2 separate regions of the Mus musculus genome follow, and region 1 is linked to region 2. Evidence: chromatin loops called from intact Hi-C (ENCODE). Cell type or tissue: gastrocnemius. All regions are shown on one strand. Links, peaks and the distances in the headings refer to the core of each region. The heading gives the core; the rest is flanking DNA.

Evidence for each region. A loop is a pair of places that touch in the nucleus more often than their neighbours do. Peaks named below come from ENCODE experiments on the same cell type or tissue, not always from the same donor. Only the 100,000 strongest peaks of a DNase experiment are listed, where the experiment ranks them.
Region 1: a loop joins it to region 2, with 2.4 times the contacts of the local background. A loop is called at or near these places in 4 of 42 quality-filtered maps.

Annotation. Positions count from the first base shown.
Region 1 is chr17:71,061,284-71,071,026 of GRCm38, forward strand. Myom1 (myomesin 1) reads left to right here. Exons shown (of 37, transcript NM_001083934.1): 12 at 3,165-3,364; 13 at 6,030-6,086. Among named protein-coding and RNA genes, the nearest start is that of Myom1, 47 kb to the left of the region's middle. In gastrocnemius, for the core only: a CTCF peak has its summit at 3,517 (motif pointing right); no DNase peak of the experiment used is centred there.
Region 2 is chr17:70,999,560-71,009,302 of GRCm38, forward strand. Myl12a (myosin, light chain 12A, regulatory, non-sarcomeric) reads right to left here and starts at 2,974. Exons shown (of 4, transcript NM_026064.2): 1 at 2,549-2,974. It also overlaps a transcript of Myom1 not described here. In gastrocnemius, for the core only: a CTCF peak has its summit at 4,731 (motif pointing right); no DNase peak of the experiment used is centred there; H3K4me3 peaks cover 1,371 bases; H3K27ac peaks cover 2,285 bases.

The DNA.
Region 1 (9,743 bases), core at 2,338-4,837, 61 kb after region 2:
CCTCAGTCATAGTTCTGTAGGTGTCCAGATGTGCGCTTGATTTCCTCCTGTTATTTCTAAGTGAAATGCTGTCTCTGACTTTTTCCTCCTCTACCTCTCTTTCTCTCTGTGTGTGTATGTATGTATGTATGTGATGTGTGTATAATATATACAATGTATGCAATATATATGTATACTACACATAACTACATACGTATTAGTACCTACTTATTTACATTAATCCTTTTGATTTGACAATCAACTCAAGTCACTAACATGGCAAGAATATAGTTAAATTGTAAACCTATCAGCAGAGGCCACTGTAGAATTGAAGTAACTGATATTCAATATACTAAACAACTGCATTCCTGGTATGACAGTCATTTAAAAGTACTGACTTTAGGGGCACAAATTAATTCCTTATACTGTATGATGTGGTTTCAAGTTATCCATATAACATAAGAAATAGTAACAAAAATTCCCAGTGTTGGGCTACACTCTTACCCAAGAGTCTTTCTTGAGTATAGCCTTCAGAACTGATGGATCCCAAGAGTTGTCATTTTTGCACATTTACACATCTACTGTGTTTGAACAATACAAGCAATGAATTCAAACTATTGGCCCAAGTAGGTGATCCTCTACTTAGTTTTTCTTAGAGTGGTCGCTCCAGCTCTTTTTGCTTTGGGCTGTGCAAACAATTAGAGACAGCTCTATATCAATGCATCAAACCTCATAGTTGTAACAACAAGTAAAACAAACAAACAAACAAAACCAAAACCCAACTCTATTTACTGTGCTCAGTACCTGACAGAGGAATGTTTGTAGTCGGTTCTATTTTAGCCGTAGATGTAAAATAGAATGGAAGCTCACTTACTTCCGGTGAATGTGGAGGCTTACATAAACTCTTTTGTACTGTCAGTCTCTGCTTTGTTGTCTTTGACAAACAGCCAAGGGATCTGCACACTTTATAGACAGGGTAAGCAACGCATGCTGTTCTTCTCTTGCCTTGGCCATGATAAATGACGGCATGGCTAATAGCTACTGTTTGCTAAACACTGTTCAAAACACTGCATGTACTTACCACTAGCCCTTGACCATCCTGGACAGGCCTTGCTTTTACAGGTAGGAAAGAAAGAGCTGGCCCAAGCCACATGCCAGCAAAGATACCCTGTTACCCTGCCTAAGGTCACATGGGTAGAAAGCCCAGAGCTAGGATTCAAACACAGCTCAGCTGTAGGCCAGTGCTCTTTCTGCTCCAACATGCTATAGAAGCTTCTAGAGATGATGCCTTCACCTGCACAAATGAAGGCTGAGAAGCATATTTTAGTGTCACTGAGTCACAGTGGTAATGTCTGAACAGACAGACAGACAGACCTTGGGAGACACCTCTAGCATAACTGCTGTAGTCTCCTCAGCTCCCTGCCATTTTCCCACACATAGCAACTCCAGAAACTCTACAAAGCAGACATTTAGGGAGAGTGGATGGAAGACATGAATTGCAAATACATTTTATGGGAATTTACATAACGTTAAATAAAGCAGTCGTTATCGATATCAAAGAATGTAAATGATAGTGACGAAGGGGAGATCCCCCTTTCCCAGCCATATCCCAATTTTTTGGCACTGCCCTCCCATGAGAACTAGTTGGGAATTATACATTTTGAACATAGTGCTGTATTGGGGATGCATTTTAAACTAAAAGCACTGTGTACTACTTGCAATAAGAACAAGGAGTTGCTGTATTATAATGCTGCACAGTTCTCTCCAGGGTTGTCTCTGGAGCTGTGTTGATTGGCTCAATGCCGTCATGTGAACTATTGCAATCTTCTGAGCAGTTCTCTGACTCCATTCTTGGGTCCCAGCTGCTACGTTAGCAGGCAGCTGAAAGCGTTTTCCAAAGCACTCCATTTCCCCGTGGAAACCATGAGCCTCGTTGTAAAATAAAAAAACATGGCCGGGCAGGATATGCAGTCCCAGTCCTTAGGAGGTAGAGGCACGAGGGTCATGAGTTCAAAACCAGCTTGGGAGAGAGAACAGAGTGGAGGATGAGGAAAGAGAAGAAACAAAAACGTTACGATAACCTCCTGACCCTTGTACTCACACAGAACACAGTGATCACCAAGTAGGAAAACAGTGAGCGGCTTGCCAAACTGCAGTACAAATAGCTTTTCCTTCTGTTTTGGATGGTTGGCTCACCTTTTGGAAAGTCTCCCTGTAGAGCCGAGACTAGCCTCAGGGTTGTGATCACGCCCAGCTGTCCAGTTATCTTTTTAGGTCCCAACTTATCCTACAGTAGTTCTGCTTTTACAAGAAAGCACCTGAAGAAGACAGAGAGAGACGACTGGCAGTGGAGTCAAAGGTGTCAGTGGGGCAGGGATGAGGGATCTTTTTCCCAAACCTCTCCTGAATAAAGATTCTGGAGAGTCAGCTCAGTGGTCAAAGCACTGGCTTCCGAGGACCCGGGTTCAAGTCCCACCACCCACATGGCAGCTCGCACCTGCCTGCAACTCCGGTTCCAAGGGATCCAACTCCATCTGTTCTTGGCAGGCACCGTGTACAAGTGGGGCACAGGTACACATACGTGCAAAACACTCATACACATTAAAAAACAAAAAAAGGATTCTGATACCTGCGTGATTTTCTCACTCCTCTTCTTGACACACAAGACAAATCAGCTGCTTGTTTAGAAAGGTCTGAGGCTTCGTTCTTCATGTTAAAACATGTCTAGTTGCTGGCTGGTGAGATGTAGTGAATACAGGTGGACAGATGCCCATACCCCACCTGACGGAGGAAGAAAAACCTCCTTCAAGCTGTCCTTTGACTTCCACACACAATTTGTGGCACTAGTGCGCACACACATACACACACACACATGCACAGTCACACACTCCGCTCACTCACACACACACACACACACACACACACACACAGTCACACATACAGGCACAGACATACATATACACACTCACACACACACACACACACACACAAATACTTGAGTTTTTTTTAAAAGAAAAATTTAAAAAGACACATTGAACTTGAGAGGAACTGAGTGTCTGAAGTCTAGGACTAGGAAGCCAGGCAGGAGTTCCATGTTTTGGCACGGGGAAGATCTGAAGCGAGAGGGTGAATTTTCACCTTAGTCGTAGTCTGCCTGACATCCTGCTAATTCTCCTTTCCCTCAGGTGTGAGGTGGGCACAGATACCTGGTCTCAGTGCAATGACACACCTGTGAAGTTTGCTCGGTTTCCAGTCACTGGCTTGATAGAAGGCCGTTCCTACATATTCAGAGTCCGAGCTGTGAATAAAACTGGAATAGGCCTGCCATCCCGAGTTTCTGAGCCTGTGGCGGCTTTGGATCCAGCTGAGAAAGCTAGACTAAAAAGTAAGTCCTTTTCATTTGTCTGCATCTTTCTTGAAAAGCAAAAGCAAAACCAAACCAAACCAAACCAAAACAAACAACCCCCCCCATCACCAAAATCCAAAACAAAACCAAGAAACCTGTGGTAGGTGTCACTACAAGTAATTCCTCTCCTCTCCACTAGAGGGAGACAAGAATATGAAATCCTTTTCCAATCAGAAAAATCCCGTGTTTGGAGCGAGCCCAAGAGGATAAAAAATAATTTGTTTTTGATTCATTATTTCTTTTGAGTGTTTTTTAAAACCCTCATTTTATTTTATCTTTTTAAAAACATTACTCAGGAAAGTGTACCTTGCCAATCTGTATAATAAGCATGAGGTGTGGAATGAATATGGGGACAAATAGCTCGAAGATCATTTTTATCCACATTATTAGTGTATTCTGAATATAACTGCATTTACGGTTCAAAGCGAATTTCTTGACCTTGACGTCTTCATCAAAGCACTAATCTTGAACCCCTGTGAGCGTCTCTGTGTTGATTAAAAAAAAAATTGCGTTTCCATTTAGGTAATATAAAATAATCTTGGGCTGTCAAGATAGCTCAGCCGGTAAAGGTGCCTGCTGCCAAGCCTGACCTATCTGAGTTCAATGCCCAGGACCTCCGTGGTGGAAGGAGAGTTCTGACTCCTGCAAGGTGTACCCTGACCTCCATATGTGCTCTGTGGTATATATGCAATCACATGCACCCTCACATACAAAGACATACACGTGCACAGGGATACACAATTAAAATATAATATAAAAACCTATAAAGATAATTATTTTACCTATTTACATCTATTTATCTTCCAAGTCTGAATGCCAAAGCCATGTACATAAATTCTGCCTTCTACGGGAACCTGTATGGCATTCCCAATACTAGGGTCTATAATAACATCATAAGCATCACTAGATAGTAACATTTCATTCTGTCCAATGGCCCTCGTCACAGGGCCAGCAGTTGTGAAGGGATGTGAATGTGGGATGCTTACAGATAGCCCTTGTCTCTGCCTGTGACACGGTGACGGTATTATTTGCCTGTTTTAATCCAGAAAGTTTCCAGATGCTACCAAATACCCCAGTGGCTAGGGGCTAACCCTTGTGGGGGGGTTACAGGTCCATGCCGCACATAAAGTTCTATTCTTTGCCTCAGTTCCTTCTAGTGATATCACAAAACTCCAAGAAAGATACCATCACCTGTAGACTCCTCTTAGGCAGTTCCACCTCACACTTTCTTCTACTCCTTCTGAATGCCTGTAAAACAAGATGTTTATGAATAACAAGCACTGTCATCTCTGTGCCTTCCTGTTTCCTGTGCAGACTTGGGTGGAAATTCCCCCTAGTAAGGCAAGATTGAGCCATTGTTTCTTCCCTAAAGTATGTATGTATGTATGTATGTATGAATATATGTATGTGTGTATTTATGTGTGCATGTATCTTTTATGTATGTATCTTCTATTGTCTACCTATCACCTGTCTAGTCATCTACTATCTATCTATCTAGTCATCTACCATCTATCTGTCTGTCTATCTATCTATCTGTCTATTTATCTTCTATCATTTAGCTGTTTATGTTTATCCTCTATCTATCTTCTATCATTTATCTATCTATCCTCTATCTATCCATCTGCTCATCTATCATCTATCTATCGATCTATCTATCTATCCATCTATCATCTATCTTTCTATCTACCTACTTATCTGTGTGGGTTTATGTGTATATATGTATGTGGGCGTGCATGCCAACAGTGTTCATGTGGAAGCCAGAGGACAAACGACTATCAGGAGCCAGTTCTCTCTCCTTCTTCCAGGCGGGTCCCTGGGACTGAACTCATGTCCTCAGGCTTGGCAGCAAGCCCCTTTACCTGCTTAGCCCTCTCTTCCACCTGCTGTTCTCTTTTTTCATGCTTTCAGGGTCACAAGATGGAGCCCACCCCCTTCTTTTTATTTTCTTTTAAAATTTTTTTTATTCTTCTCTAGTATATTACACACCGATCACAGTTTCCCCTCTGTCCTCTCCTCCTAACCCCCCACCCACCGCTTCCTCCCTCTCACTCAGAGCCTCTATTTACCTTCAGAAAAGGGCAGGCTTCCCAGGGATATCGATGAAACATGGCGCAGCATGCTGTAAGTAGACTAGGCACATCCCCTGATATTAAGGCTGGGTGAGACAACCCAGTAGGAGGTGTTTACCTCTATACTCTTTCTTCCTTCTTCCTCACTCAGGAAGGATTCAGACTGACTTCCCATGGACAATACTTTTCAAAAACAATAGGAAGGGCTTGCTCCCACTCAGCTCTCCTGCCTGATCCTGCCTCCTCTATAGATAGAGAGCTGTTAGGCTTCTGACTGTCCTAGTGGTGTTTCTTCCAAATGTGCTGTCTCTGAAGAAGGCATGGGAAAGCCTGTTTGCTTCAAGGGATGTGTATTGAGCAGATATGGGAGCACAATTTAGCGCAGTCCAGAGAGACTCCAGAAACTGTCAGGGAGGGGTATGCTTCACCCAGTACTTTACACACATTGATAAAGACGCATTAGGAATTTACACAGGAGAACTACAACCCATTTGACTCATGCAGCCAGTTTATTGGTTTATCATAGAGACAACAGCACATCTGTGAACATGTGACCTTTATACTTGTCCGTTCAGGTCATCCTTCAGCACCCTGGACTGGACAGATCATTGTCACGGAAGAAGAGCCTACAGGTAAAAACTCTGTCCTCTCTAGACGCCACTGTTGCCTGTGTGATTTAGCTTTCTTTGCTCATAAAAATATATTATTGTCCATGAAGCTTTTGAAAGAACATCCTGAGAAGGCAGATTGGTGAGGTGTGGGGTGGCGGGGGCTGAGGCTCGAACCCAGGGCCATGGACAGGCCAAGGACATACTTCACCCTATGAGCTGTACTTCCAGGCCCCAAAGGATCACGTTTCATTTTATACGACATATTGCGAAGCAGTTGTTATACGATGAACTGTGCACATGTCAGAGTTCAATCTGATAAGCCTCATGTGTGTGCACATCATCATGACATGCCTGGCACTTCTACCTTATCATGTTCTTTCATGGTCCCTCCTCCCTCTCACCACAGTCCTGCTTCCTGACACCATAGTTTGAATTGGCCACATTTTGCATAAATAAGATCATACTCATCTTTATTTCCTATCACTAGCATACTTACTTTATGATTTATCATATAGATGTAGCCATTAGTCAATTCCAACGTATCTGTACCCTGCTAGAGGTTTCCGTGAGCCATCTGTGTTTGCATGGATATGTGGTTGTCACCTCTCTAGGGTGACTACTTAGGAGAGAGATTGGTGGGCCGTGTGGCAGGTGCATGTTTTATTTTCAAAGAAATTGCTGTTTACCAAAATGATAGTTCCACTTTACATTCTTAATTGCATATGCGTATGTGTGTGTGTGGTTCATTCATGTTTGTATGTGCATAGGTGCACATACATGCACAGGCATGTGGAGTGTCTTTCTTGGGTGTTCTCTACCTAATGAGACAGGGTCTCATGGTAGTGAGAACTCACGGGTTCTAGCTAGCACATCTCTCAAGGTTGCCCTGGGAATCCTGTGTCTCTCTGTCCCAGGCACTGGGACAGCAGGCAGACACCGTGCCTGCCTGGCTCTTCTATGGGCTCTGAGGCTTAGCAGGAAGTCTTTACCTGCTGAGCCATGTCACAGGCCCATGTGTGATAATTTGACATGACTGAATTTCAATCTGTCATCATATGTTTATTGGTGACACCAGTTTTCTTTTTCCCATTTTCTCTTTTCTTCGGACTTGGACATGTTTTAATTATTCTCTCTCATCTACATTATGTCATTCTTTATTTTAAGCTTAAACATTTGACATTTTTGATATACTTAATTATCAGCCTACCTTTTCCATTCCTTGCTGCCATTGTCATACATTGTATTTGTGTATAGATCATAAATGTTAATATATTGTATTGGCTTCAAGTAGTCATCGATTCTTCAGAGAGATTTTAAAAGTTAGAAAAGAGGGTTTTTCGTTCATTTGTTTTTTGTTTTTTAAAACCCCATCATTTTAAAGATCTCTTCATCTTTGTTTTGTGTATGAGTGTTTTGCCTGCTTCATGTAAGTGCACTCTGCGTGTGCCTGGTACCCCCGACAGAGAGGGCAGTGGATGCTCTGGAACTGGAGTTAGACATGGTTGAGAGCCACTCTGTGTGTGCTGAGAACCAAACCTTGCTCCTCTAAAGGAGCAGCTGCTGTTCTTAACCGTGGAGCCATTTCTCCAGTCTCAGAACAGTGGAGGAGGAGATACCGTCTCTCCAGCCCCTGAAGAACGTTTCTGTGTTTACTCACATTTTAATCTCTCCTTCATCCTCCTCTCCTTCATTTCAAACAAGATCTCTCACAAGCATGTGCGACTGCATCCTTCACTTTTATTTTCTTTTCAGTGTCTAGATTCCAGAGTTCTATCTGACCAGATTTTCTTTCGGCAGAAGCACATCTCTCAACTTTCCCTTAGCTCGGATTTTCCGGTTATCAATCAACTTTCCTTTGTGTGTCTGAAAAGGTCTTTGTTTAACATTTGTTCTTTAATATATCCTCGATGAACATAGAGTTCCAGTTTGACAGTTTCCATGCAGAGCTTCGGAGAGTTTAGTCCAGTTAGAGGCAGCAATGATAGTGTGGGAGCCACGCTGCAGTCCCAGGCTCCAGGGGGAGCCCTTGTGTCCCTTGAGCACAGGGAGGGTTTTGGTACACGCCTTTAATCCCAGCACTTGGGAGGCAGAGGCAGGTGGCTCTCTGCGTTCGAGGCCAGCCTGGTCTACAGAGTGAGTTCCAGGACAGCCAGGGCTACACCGAGAAACCCTGTATGGAAAAAAAAAAAAAAACAAAAAAAAAAAACAAAAACCTCGTGCACCAGACAACAAGCTTTAAATAATGATCCCAGAGCATTAAAGCAGCCAGAGGAAAGTTGAATGAAAGCTAAAAGGTACTGAAAGTGACACTTAGCCTAAGAAAGCAGCAGAGCGGGTGAGAACAGCTGGCGTCAAACTGTTGCTCAAAGCATGTCCTACACGGTAAGAATCACTCTGAGCACAACACACTGAAACAAGTCCCCAGAAGAAGTTTCTAGAACATATGCCGTATCCTGATGCTTCAAGTCAGAAGCAGTAAATCTTGTAGGGAGAAACAAGTCACTGCATATTTTAACTCTAAACCTAAAACTCCGGCAAAAGTCCTCGAAATGTACATATTTTTCTGGAGTTGGTTTGTTGAAAATGAATGAATCCAGGATCAGCTTCATAATTTAATTTCCCATGAAGAGAGCACTCCTGAGACCTGCAGAGTGTGGCTTGACGTTAACGAACTTGGGGGTGATGGGCCATTCTCACTGAAACTCAGTGACACAATTCAATGACACAGATGCTGACTCAGGGGGGCATGACACATTCCCTCTTCTTTCCTAGTGGTGTATATTTGATCATAACAAAGCTAGTCGAAACAGGCTTTGTCTTGACAAGTTGGTGAGTTTTCATCCCATGGGAAACACAAGAACTCGATACAAATTAGTGTATTAAATTGATATTTAGGCATTCAAATATTAAATTGGTCAAAAAGAAACCGTTTCTGACAGCCCTCCCCAGAGGTAGCCTATGTTCCCAGGACACTGTAGTTATTTCTGTAGCAAACAAATCACCATGTAGAATTCTTTTTAGTGACAGGATCTCTCTCTGTGTTCATATCAAGTCATCTGAGATAGATGAACCAAATAGCAAAACGACTTGGGGTTGCTATAGAATAAAAAAATTCTAGCTTTTTAAGGAAATTGCCACTCTCCATGATACTATATATGGTTTTCATAGTTACCTATATTTATATAACAATTAGATTGTTTTAGGAAATGAAATAGACAGCTATATTTGACTAATTGTAATCAATAAAACTTCAATAAATTCTTTTGCATGTCCCATCCCTGACAGGATTTGCAGTATCACAGAGGGGCTTAGAATCCTACTCTCTCTCTCTCTCTCTCTCTCTCTCTCTCTCTCACACACACACACACACACACACACTCATTCACACACACAAACACACACACAGACACACATACTCACACACACACTCACACACACTCACACACACAGACACACACACTCACACACTCACACACACAGACACAGACACACACACATACACACACTCACACACATAGACACAGACACAGACACACTCATACTCACACACACACTCACACACACTCACACACACTCATACACACACACACACTCACACACACACTCACACACACACTTACACACACACACACACACACACACACACACACACACACACTCTCACACACACAGAGTGAT
Region 2 (9,743 bases), core at 3,250-5,749:
AAGTGACATTATCACTGTTTGTAGAATCAAGATCAGATGTTTGTCGTACTTCAAGAAGCTAATTCTGTCCCAGCACTTGGGAGGCAGAGGGAGGTGGATTTCTGAGTTCGAGGCCAGCCTGGTCTACAAAGTGAGTTCCAGGACAGCCAGGGCTACACACAGAAACCCTGTCTTGAAAAAAACAAAAACAAAAAACAAAAAACAAACAAACAAACAAAGAAGCCAATTCTGTCCAAATCTGGTAATATGTATGATGCTGGGCCGCAACTCTTTCAAGATGACATTGACTCACAGGTCTGTCTCCCACACAGAAACCTGGAGCTTCACAGCCATGACACAGCCAAATACCCACCTACCCAAACAACACCAACCTACAAACGCGAGAGAAAAGAAAATATCCAAAATTTTAGTGGAGATTCGCTTTCGTACCTTTGGATACAACTTTTGCACTTCAGATGTTAAAATCTTAAAAGATCTCTAAAGATCTCTAATATATTTTATACGCCTACTGAAAGACTCTTAATAACACTCCTCTGTAGAGTCGACTGAGCCCCCTCGACAGGCAAGAGAAACTCTAATCTCTCTGTCCAAGCTCAGGTAAAGGAGCACGGTGACGTCAGAGGGAATCTTTGAGAGTGGCGCTGGTCTCTTTGCTGTAGTTCTAAAAATGTGAAGCTGTAAAATAATCCTCAAGTTAGTTTAAAAAGAGCAGAATAAAACTGCAAATATTTGTTAGGGTTTACGGCAGGATCACCTGAGAACCTCACTTTGAAGGCTTTGTGAAAGATCTTTGGTATGAGACTGGCTGGCTGGCCTTCTAGAAAACAGCAGAAAGTTTCAGATCATCAACAGAGAAGGGAGGGCAAGGGTGGTCAAGGTAGTTTCTATTCACAGATGGCAATGAGTATAACCTTGTTTTAAACCAAGACAGTGCTGTAGCCATGCATGGTGTATGGTGTGGGTTGTTTGCAGTTCTGCCTCATGTATGCTAGGTATGCACTCTGCCACTGAGCTACCCCCCCCCCCCCCAAGAATAAGCGACAGCCTCATGCTTAAGGAAGACATCAGACTGTGAAGACAGTCCTGGAGAGGCTTTCTCCACATGCCAAGGGCAACCAGATTTTACAGAATCTTTAGAAATGTAGACTTTATAGAAACGTTGGTACTTAAGTTTTGAAAACGCTAAAGCTGGTGTGATGGCTGGTAACTGGATTTATAATCCTAGCCCTGGAAGTAGGAAGACCATCTTAAGTTCCAGGCCAGCATGGACTAAAAGGAGACCCTACCCAAACTAACAAACAAATTAACAACAACAACAAAAGAGCAGACTATGAAACTTCTTAAGTAGGACTAAGCCATACAAAGATATACATGAGATTGCCTAAATTAAATAGAATCTCACGTGCCTAAACTTGTAATAGATGTAAAAGATAGAAATTCTTAACAGAACATCTAAACTAAGCATACTTAGTTAATACCTTTTAATAAAAAAGCTCTCTTAAAACTAGTAAATATATCCTTCCAAATACTCCCATTTCAAAACCTCAGGTATTTGGCCTGCTTCGAAGTCCAGATCAAATCTCTATTATTTAATCAGTGCATTTCTTACTAGATGAGATGTGGGGGAGGGGATAGACTCAGTTTTTAAAAGTTGGTATTTCAGTTTCAAGGAAAACCAAGTCTTTATTTCTTAGGCACACTTCCGGTTGACAGTCAGCTTGGATCTTCCCACAGCCACACCCAAAAAAAGTTTTGAGCACCTTTTAAAAGTCATTAGTCGCCAGGATCGACTTGTCAACTACACCTCACTTTTGAAGACAAAATACCTTTCTAATTAATCCTCATCAAAGGCCATCCAGAAAAAAAAGAAAATATCAGCAATTTTAGTGAAGATTCGCTTTCGTCACCTTTTGATACAACGTCTGCACTTCAGATGTTAAAATCTTAAAAGATCTCTAAAGATCTATAATATAGTTTATACGCCTACTGAAAGACTCTTAATAACACTCCTCTGTAGAGTCGACTTAGCCCCCTCGACAGGCAAAAGAAGCTCTAAATCTCCTCTCTGTTCAAATACCGCTTTAAAAAAGTTTTACTTAGAGGGGCGCACACTAGAGTTGTATATCTGAACAGGGTCTTGCTACTACACATAGCCGCGCAGCTGCGACGACAGTTGCCGAGGGTGGCGGTGCTATCTTACGGTTTTATCCGCACACTCCCTCCTCGATCCCGGCAAGTTTACGTTAGCAACTCAACAGAGCTCCGGAGTCAGCTCTCTGGGGCTCTCTGGTTTCGCGGGGAGGCAAGGATCCAAGGCGCGCGGCGCCGGCGAGCTAAGCAACATTTCCCAAGTTCCTAGTGTGGGAAGCAGAGCGGGGTCTGCGCCCCGGCCGCCCCCAGCTCGCTCCAGCTCTCCCCCGGCTCGCGCACACATGCCCAGGTACGCTCCCCGAGCCGCGGCTCCCGCCGGTCCCCGCCGCCCCGCGGGGACACCTTCCCGGGCCGGACCGAGCCGCCCCCGCCCCGCGCCGCGGCCAGCACCACTCACCCTGCTCAGCCGCGAGAACCGAGAGTGAGCGTCTCCGCGAAGCTCCGCCGCTGCCGCCCTCCCAGACTTTCTAACTTTCCAGACTCCGCAGTACGGCCACTTCCGGCCTCCGCTCGCGAACCGGAAGGAAGCCTAGCGGCCATGCTCCTTCGCCTCGGTGCGCCAGCCCGGACGGGAGGGGGCGCCTCGGGGAAGGTGACAGAGCGGATGGCAGGCGTGGGGCGCCGACGGGGAGTCCGGGACGCGGAGTAGGGCTTAAAGAATCCTGTGGAGGGTCTCTCGGTCTAATCACCGGCTCTTCCTCTTTCTCCCGTCTCTTTTAGAATTGTGATTCTGCGCCCTCCCCCCTGTCAGCAGATGGTTGCGCCTGGCCCGGAGCTCTCCCTCTGCCCGCATTCCAGAGCGCGGCGAGAGGCGGGGACCCCCGTCTAAGTCCTTTTAGGGCAATTGAGGAGCCGGGCCGCGGACGTCACGTGACTGGCCCTGGCCCCGCCCCCCAGAGCCCGGGGCCTCCCCTCGCCCCGCAGCTGGAGCGCGCCTGCGCAGGAAGCTAGGGTGACTCACTGTCTAGGTCAGCGCCTCTGGGTCTGGGCAGCGTGGGAGTTTTTTATGGAGTTCTTCACGCTTCCCACGCGGGAGGAAACACTGAAGTTTCAGGGCCGCCGCCGCGCTGTCTCTTTGGTCCACTTAAGAGTTCATGAATTCAATATCGATTGCCCTCTTCCCAAACGTTCTCTGGAACTTTCTACAAGAGTCCCCCTTTACCCTGATGGTGACTCCTGCTTGCTCCACCTATGTCGCTCGAGGGTGAATGATGTAATTGGAATAAAGTGCTGGACCAATTTACCCGCCGGGTCTCCTTGCGTGGAGCAGCTGCTAACAATAGTTCTTATTTAAAGGAAGAGAGATTATTACGAGCCTGGCGGGATTCGTATCCCCAAGACTGGATGTTTTCTTCAAGAAACATTCCTCCCATTAATCAGTGATATGGTTTGAAGTTAACTCAAAAGCAGAGCCGCTGAGGGGGAAAATGTCCTAATCCTACAGATGTCAGAAACAAAATTTTTCTCCCTTTGATACTTGTACAAATACAAATAACTGGGTACTTCATCTCCAGCTCCCTACACCAAGGTCTTTAAGAGTGTGTTCTTCATCTTCAGGGACTTTAAGGGGCCCAACATGACTTTTAAGGAAGACTGGGGACACAGCTGGTGGCTGGCTATGACAGTACAAACTCAGAGGTCTGAGCAGTCAGAGACCGTGGATTCTGAGGCAGTGCAGCAATGCCCTAATGCCTCTACGAGGAGGTGGCCTGTCACCCTGGAAAGCTTAGGCCTTCCTCAGCTCCCTGTCCAGAAGGAGAACACCAAAACCCCTTTTCAGGATGGGCATTATCCGTCCCACCTCAGCTGGAAAACGGGACCTTGTTGCTTCTCTAGGAGCTGCCTGATATGTCCTTGCCAAATGAATCAATAGGTTTAGACTGGTAAGTGCTGTGGGAGGAGGGGGAAGGCTCTGGCTTGCCTGTTTTAAAATGAACAGTTGCTACCTCGGGACTGGGTTGTGGGATGGAAGAGAAAGGGCGGAGATCTACAAGGAAACAAATATGAATAAGTTACAGAAGAGCAAATAAACCTACCTGGGGACTAGTGGAAGATGTCCCAGAGGGCAATTGTGCCGATTCTAGGAGTTGATAGAGGAAAGAGGAGAGAGAAGTGTGTCAGGTCCTCTGGAGGGGCAAAGAACCCAGCTCATATGAAATTGGTTTCTGTTCACCCTGTATTCATTGCCATAGATAACCATGGACATATCAAATCAAGGTGGAAAAGGAAGTCTGCATAGTGTAATGTCTGATATGAAGTTCTAATGACTACACCCACTTCTGAAGGCCTCTGACATCTACGAGCCTGTTCTTTTGTAACCTAACAGAACTCTTCATGAAACAGCAGGTGAGTCCTTTTTACTCCAAGTTTGACAGTTTGGGTTCTGCCCCATATCTTTCCTTTAGCAAGCTGTGTAACTCGGAGAGCAAGTCCCTGGGTTGACCTGAGGCCTAATTTTCTGATATCCCTCCAGCCCGCCTTACAAGGCTTTCTGGTGAAATGAGATCATTTACAATTTCAGTTATTTCTTTTGTGTATATGGATATTCAACTGCATGTACATCTACACACCAGAAGAGGGCATCAGATCCCATATATGTGGGTGCTGGGAATTGAAGCCAAAACCTCTGCAAGAACAGCCAGTACTCTTAACTGCTAAGCTACCTCTCCAGCTCCTTGCTTACTGTGGGTGGTTTGAATGCGATTGGCACAGGGAGTGAGTGGCACTATTAGGTAAGACCTAGTTGGAGTGGGTGTGGCCTTGTTGGAGGAAGTGTATCACTGTTGGAGTAGGCTTTGTGTCGCCTATGCTCAGGCTCCACCTAATGTGGAAAGGCAGTCTCCTCTAGCTACCGCAGAGGACAGTCTCCTACCGCAGAGGACAGCCTCTCCTGGTCGCCTTCAGATCCAGACTCTTGGCTCCTCCAGCACAGTGTCTGCCGGGACGCTGCCCTGATGATAATGGACTGAACCTCTGAAACTGTAAGCCAGCCCAATGAAATGTTGTCCTTATAAAAGTTGCCTTGGTCATGGTGTCTCTTCACAATAAATCCCAAACTAAGACACTTATTGCTTTAAAAGAAGATTTCTCAGAGCTGGTGAGATGGCTCAGCGGGTAAGAGCACTGACTGCTCTTCCGATGGTCCTGAGTTCAAATCCCAGCAACCACATTATGCAACCACCCACAATGAGATCTGACATCCTCTTCTGGTGTATCTGAAGACAGCTACAGTGTACTTATTTATAATAATATATAAATCTTTGGGCCAGAGCGAGCAGGGACTGAGCGAGTGGGGTTGACAAGAGCAGGCAGAGGTCCTAAATTCAATTCCCAACAACCAGATGAAGGCTCACAACCATCTGTACAGCTACAGTGTATACTCATATACATAAGATAAATAAATAAATCTTTTTTAAAAAAGAAGATTTTTCAAGAGTGGCTTTTAAACGCTGTCTATGGGATTGTGTGTATATGTGGGGGGTGGTATGGTGTAAATGGTATCTGTAACTCATTGTGCAGGTGCACACTGTGCATTAGCATGCAGATGGAGCAAGATGTCCGATGTCTTCCTCTATCACTCTGTCTCTCCCTGAATCAGAAGCTCCCTGTTTGTACTAGGCTGCCCAGCCAGCAAGCCTGGGGAGTCCCCACACCCCCGCCTACCACCCCCTGCTCCCCTGCCCGTGTCTGCCCATCACTGCTGCAGTTATAGGCATATCAGCCATTTCCCCAACTTCTAGTGGCTTTCAGAGTTGTAGCTGAAACTTATAGTAGGAAATTTATATAAGGGCTGGCAAGATGGCTCAGCCTGCCACCAGATCTAGTGACCCAAGTTAAATTCCTGGGACCCACATGGCAAAAGGAGAGAACTAACTTCCACAAGCTGTCCTTTGGCACAGCCATGTAGGAAAGGCTGTGGCAGAACAATGAGTTATCTGGAGGTGGTCCATCATTTTGCATGACTGTGATGGGTGCACTCTGGAGAGGCATGGACCCAGAGACTTCATCCCAGATGGCTTCTTGCTGCTGATGTGCCTTTCCTGCCACTATTACATAGCCTAGTGATTCCTGGACATCAGCCCACCCTACTGGACAAATTTCCTGAGGATCAATATGAAGATGTACTTTCATGTAATAATGCTGTTTAGATGGACCGATGATTTCATAATTCCTGATTATGATTTTCTAGAACTCCTGAACTGATTCAAGTATCTTTAAGCCCCCTGTAGAATAAAAATCTACAAATAGAGTTCGGTGTCACAAGCATGTAAACTGCACTAGGAAGAAAAAGAGGCTTGGGGCATATTTGAGATCAAGGGAAAACAGTCATTCTAGGTCAGGTCCAAGGATGGAGCCACAGGTGTGCACTATGATAAAGCAAGGCTATGGGAAACTGTGGCTTTGAACTTATAATGAGCTTATAGAATAAACACTGCTTTGAACTTACTATCAACATCTTTCTGTAACTCCCTTTTGTTACAAAAAGATTTTATCTGTGAGTTAATTTTATAAAGAATTTTTGTCTAAGAAGCTATAAAAGGGCTGAGAGAAACAGCAAAGTGTGGCTGTTGGGGCTCTGCTCCACCCACCAAATGTGTATATATGTCTGTCTATCTAAATGCATCTACATATATATGTATGTAGGCATATGTGTAGGTATATAAGTGTGCACATGCACATATGAAATGAATGGAACTGGTGGTTTGGGCCTGGCCAAGTGTGTGTGTGTGTGTGTGTGTGTGTGTGTGTACACATGCACATGACTTTTTCTCTATCCTTTTCTTTCTCCCTGTCTCATGAATAGTTAATGAGCTCCAAGCCTCTCCAAGCTAGCAAGTGGCTCTTGAGTTAAAGAGCCCAAGTAATTTTCTTTCCTATTTCCCCCACTGCTTTCAAAGTCATTTGCCAGAAGTCATCAGCTTTTGGTGTCAGAATAGCAAGGGAGAGTTAATTGTCAGAAGTCACTATCTTCTGGACCATCTCGTGTTCCACCTCGGTAGCTGAAAGTCAAGGCTGGACCCTGACCGTCCACTGACACACACCCACAAAAATGAAGCCGTAACAATGAAAATGAAAAGATGGTTATCCCTAAACAATACGTGTCTGTGATGCTTAGCAAGTTTCTCTTTTCTATTTAAAATCTCTATTCACTCACAGGCCAGGTGGCTCAAATAACGAGAATTTGTTTTCCACTCTGTGGAGGCTGAAAAGTCCAACATGGAGGGTCTGGTTGGTTCACTTCTTGCTGAAACCATCTTTATGGTCACAGACAGCCACCTCCTTGCCCTGTCCTACATGGCAGAGAGACTTTCCTTTCTTCTTCCTATGCGTCCTAACTGATGAGGGCCTTACCCTATGGTCTGTCTAAATTTTTTTATCTCCTAAGGACCTCTCTCCAAATCACATCCAAGTCCCACTAAAACGTGAGTTCATATTCCACCAGTGCTGGGGTTCTCAGGAGCCAGGGAGGAAGGCGTGCAGACTTTGCCTCTGAAGGAACATGTCAGGAGACATTCTGCGTCTTCATAACCAGAGGGCTGCTGCTGGCCACTAGAGAGGAGTTAGAGATGCTGCCTGAAGGGCTGAGATTGAGAAACCACGATAACCACTGATTTGGGGGCTCAGTATTAAGTAATGGTTTGGGGGTACTATGAGTACCAAGTGACAGGACAGTTTTCTGAGGTCAGGTCTAAAAAGAAAAAAGGAGCTAAAATTACCATGTGCCCAGCACGTGCCAGGTATTTGTGTAACATTTAATTCTCGCCACAGCCCTGTAGGGCCTGAAGACACTATTGTTTGCTTTTCTTACACAAGTCGAGATTCAAGATACTTCAGTTACTTGCACAGGTTCTCTTAATAGTCATACAAAAAGCCAAAAGTGTAAGTTATGTCTTTGATTTTCCAAGGATAGGAGATAAATCCCACCCCTGCTCCTCTAATTATTTATGAATATCAACAAATATTTGGTAATTACTTACTTGGGTGCATATAGCTAGTTAGCACAATTGAGAAACCTATGTTTTTTATTTTTTAAAAAATCTTAAGTGTGTGTTTCTGTGTTTGTGTATGTATGTATGTATTTCTTATGTCTCTGTCTCTGTCTCTCTCTCTCTCTCTGTGTATGACTCTCTTTGTGCCTCTCTCTCTGTGTATATCTTTCTCTGTGTATGTCTCTCTGTGTGTTTCTGTGTGTATATGTCTCTCTCTCTGTATGACTGTGTGTGTATATATGACTCTCTGTGTATGTCTCTCTGTGTATGTGTGTATATGTCTCTATATGTGTATCTGTGCTTGTGTGTGTGTCTGTCTGTCTGTGTGTGTATGTCTGTGTTTGTGTGTATGTCTGTGTTTGTGTATGTCTGTGTTTGTGTGTGTATATCTCTGTGTGTGTGTGTGTGTTTGTGTGTGTGTGCATGTGTCAAAAGACAAGCTGTGGGAATCAGTTCTCTTCTTTTACCATTTGGGTTCCCGGGCTGAAGTTTCATCCACCAGGCTTGGTAGCTAGCACTTTTACCCCCTTAGCTACCTGACTGGCTTGATTACTTTTGATTTTTGTTGTATATAAGAAACTGTTGAATGGGGCTAGAGAGATGGTTTGGCGGTTAAGAGCATTGACTGCTCTTCCAGAGGTCCTGAGTTCAATTCCCAGCAACCACATGGTGGCTCACAACCATCTGTAATGGGATTTGATGCCCTCTTTTAGTGTGTCTGAAGACAGTTACAGTGTACTCATATACATAAAATAAACAAATAATTTAAAAAAAAAAAGAAACTGTTGAATGTTGAGAAATATGGGCTTCCAATCTTGTTTATCTTTTGAGATATGGCCTCATGTAGTCCCAGGCTGGATTCAGACTCCATGAACAGCTGTGGATGACCTTGAACCCCTCATCCCCCTGACTCTCCCTCCCGAGGGCTGGGGTTACAGTGTGTGCCGTGGAGCTGTTTTTATGCCACTGTGGGAACTGAAATGACTTCATGCATAGCGGGCAAGCACTAACAACTGAGCCACCTCCAACTCTGTCAGTTTGGTTTTAACAACGTACATTTTAATTGCTTGTAGGTAAGGTATGACTCTCTCTCTCTCTCTCTCTGTGTATGTGTGTGTGTGTATGATGTAACAATGAGCTTTAATCTATTAGTCCAGGAAGAAGACAGTAGGAGGAGCTCCTGTCTTTTAAGTGGAGAGAATGTTTAGCTCAATCTGTCTGATAATTAGACTTGGAGCACCAGAGCTACAAATAGACTACAAAGAGTGTATTAAAAGTGTATAGAAAAAAATCAACGTGAATGAAGAATTTCTGGTTTTTAAAATGTAGTCAATATTTTTTTCTTAAAATTTTTATATTTACTTTATGTGTGAATGTTTTGCTTGCATGTATGTCTGGGCCTTCTGAGGTCAGGAGTGTGTTGGATTTGCTGGAACTGGGGTTAGGGATGCCTGGAAGCCATCAGGTAGGTGCTGGGAACTGAACCTAGGTCCTCTACAAGAGTGAGCAACCATTGGTCTTAACTGCTGAGCCTTCTTTCCAGCCCCCAAACTTATTTTTTTCAGTGCAATATTATCATTGTAATATTATATTTCAATGTAA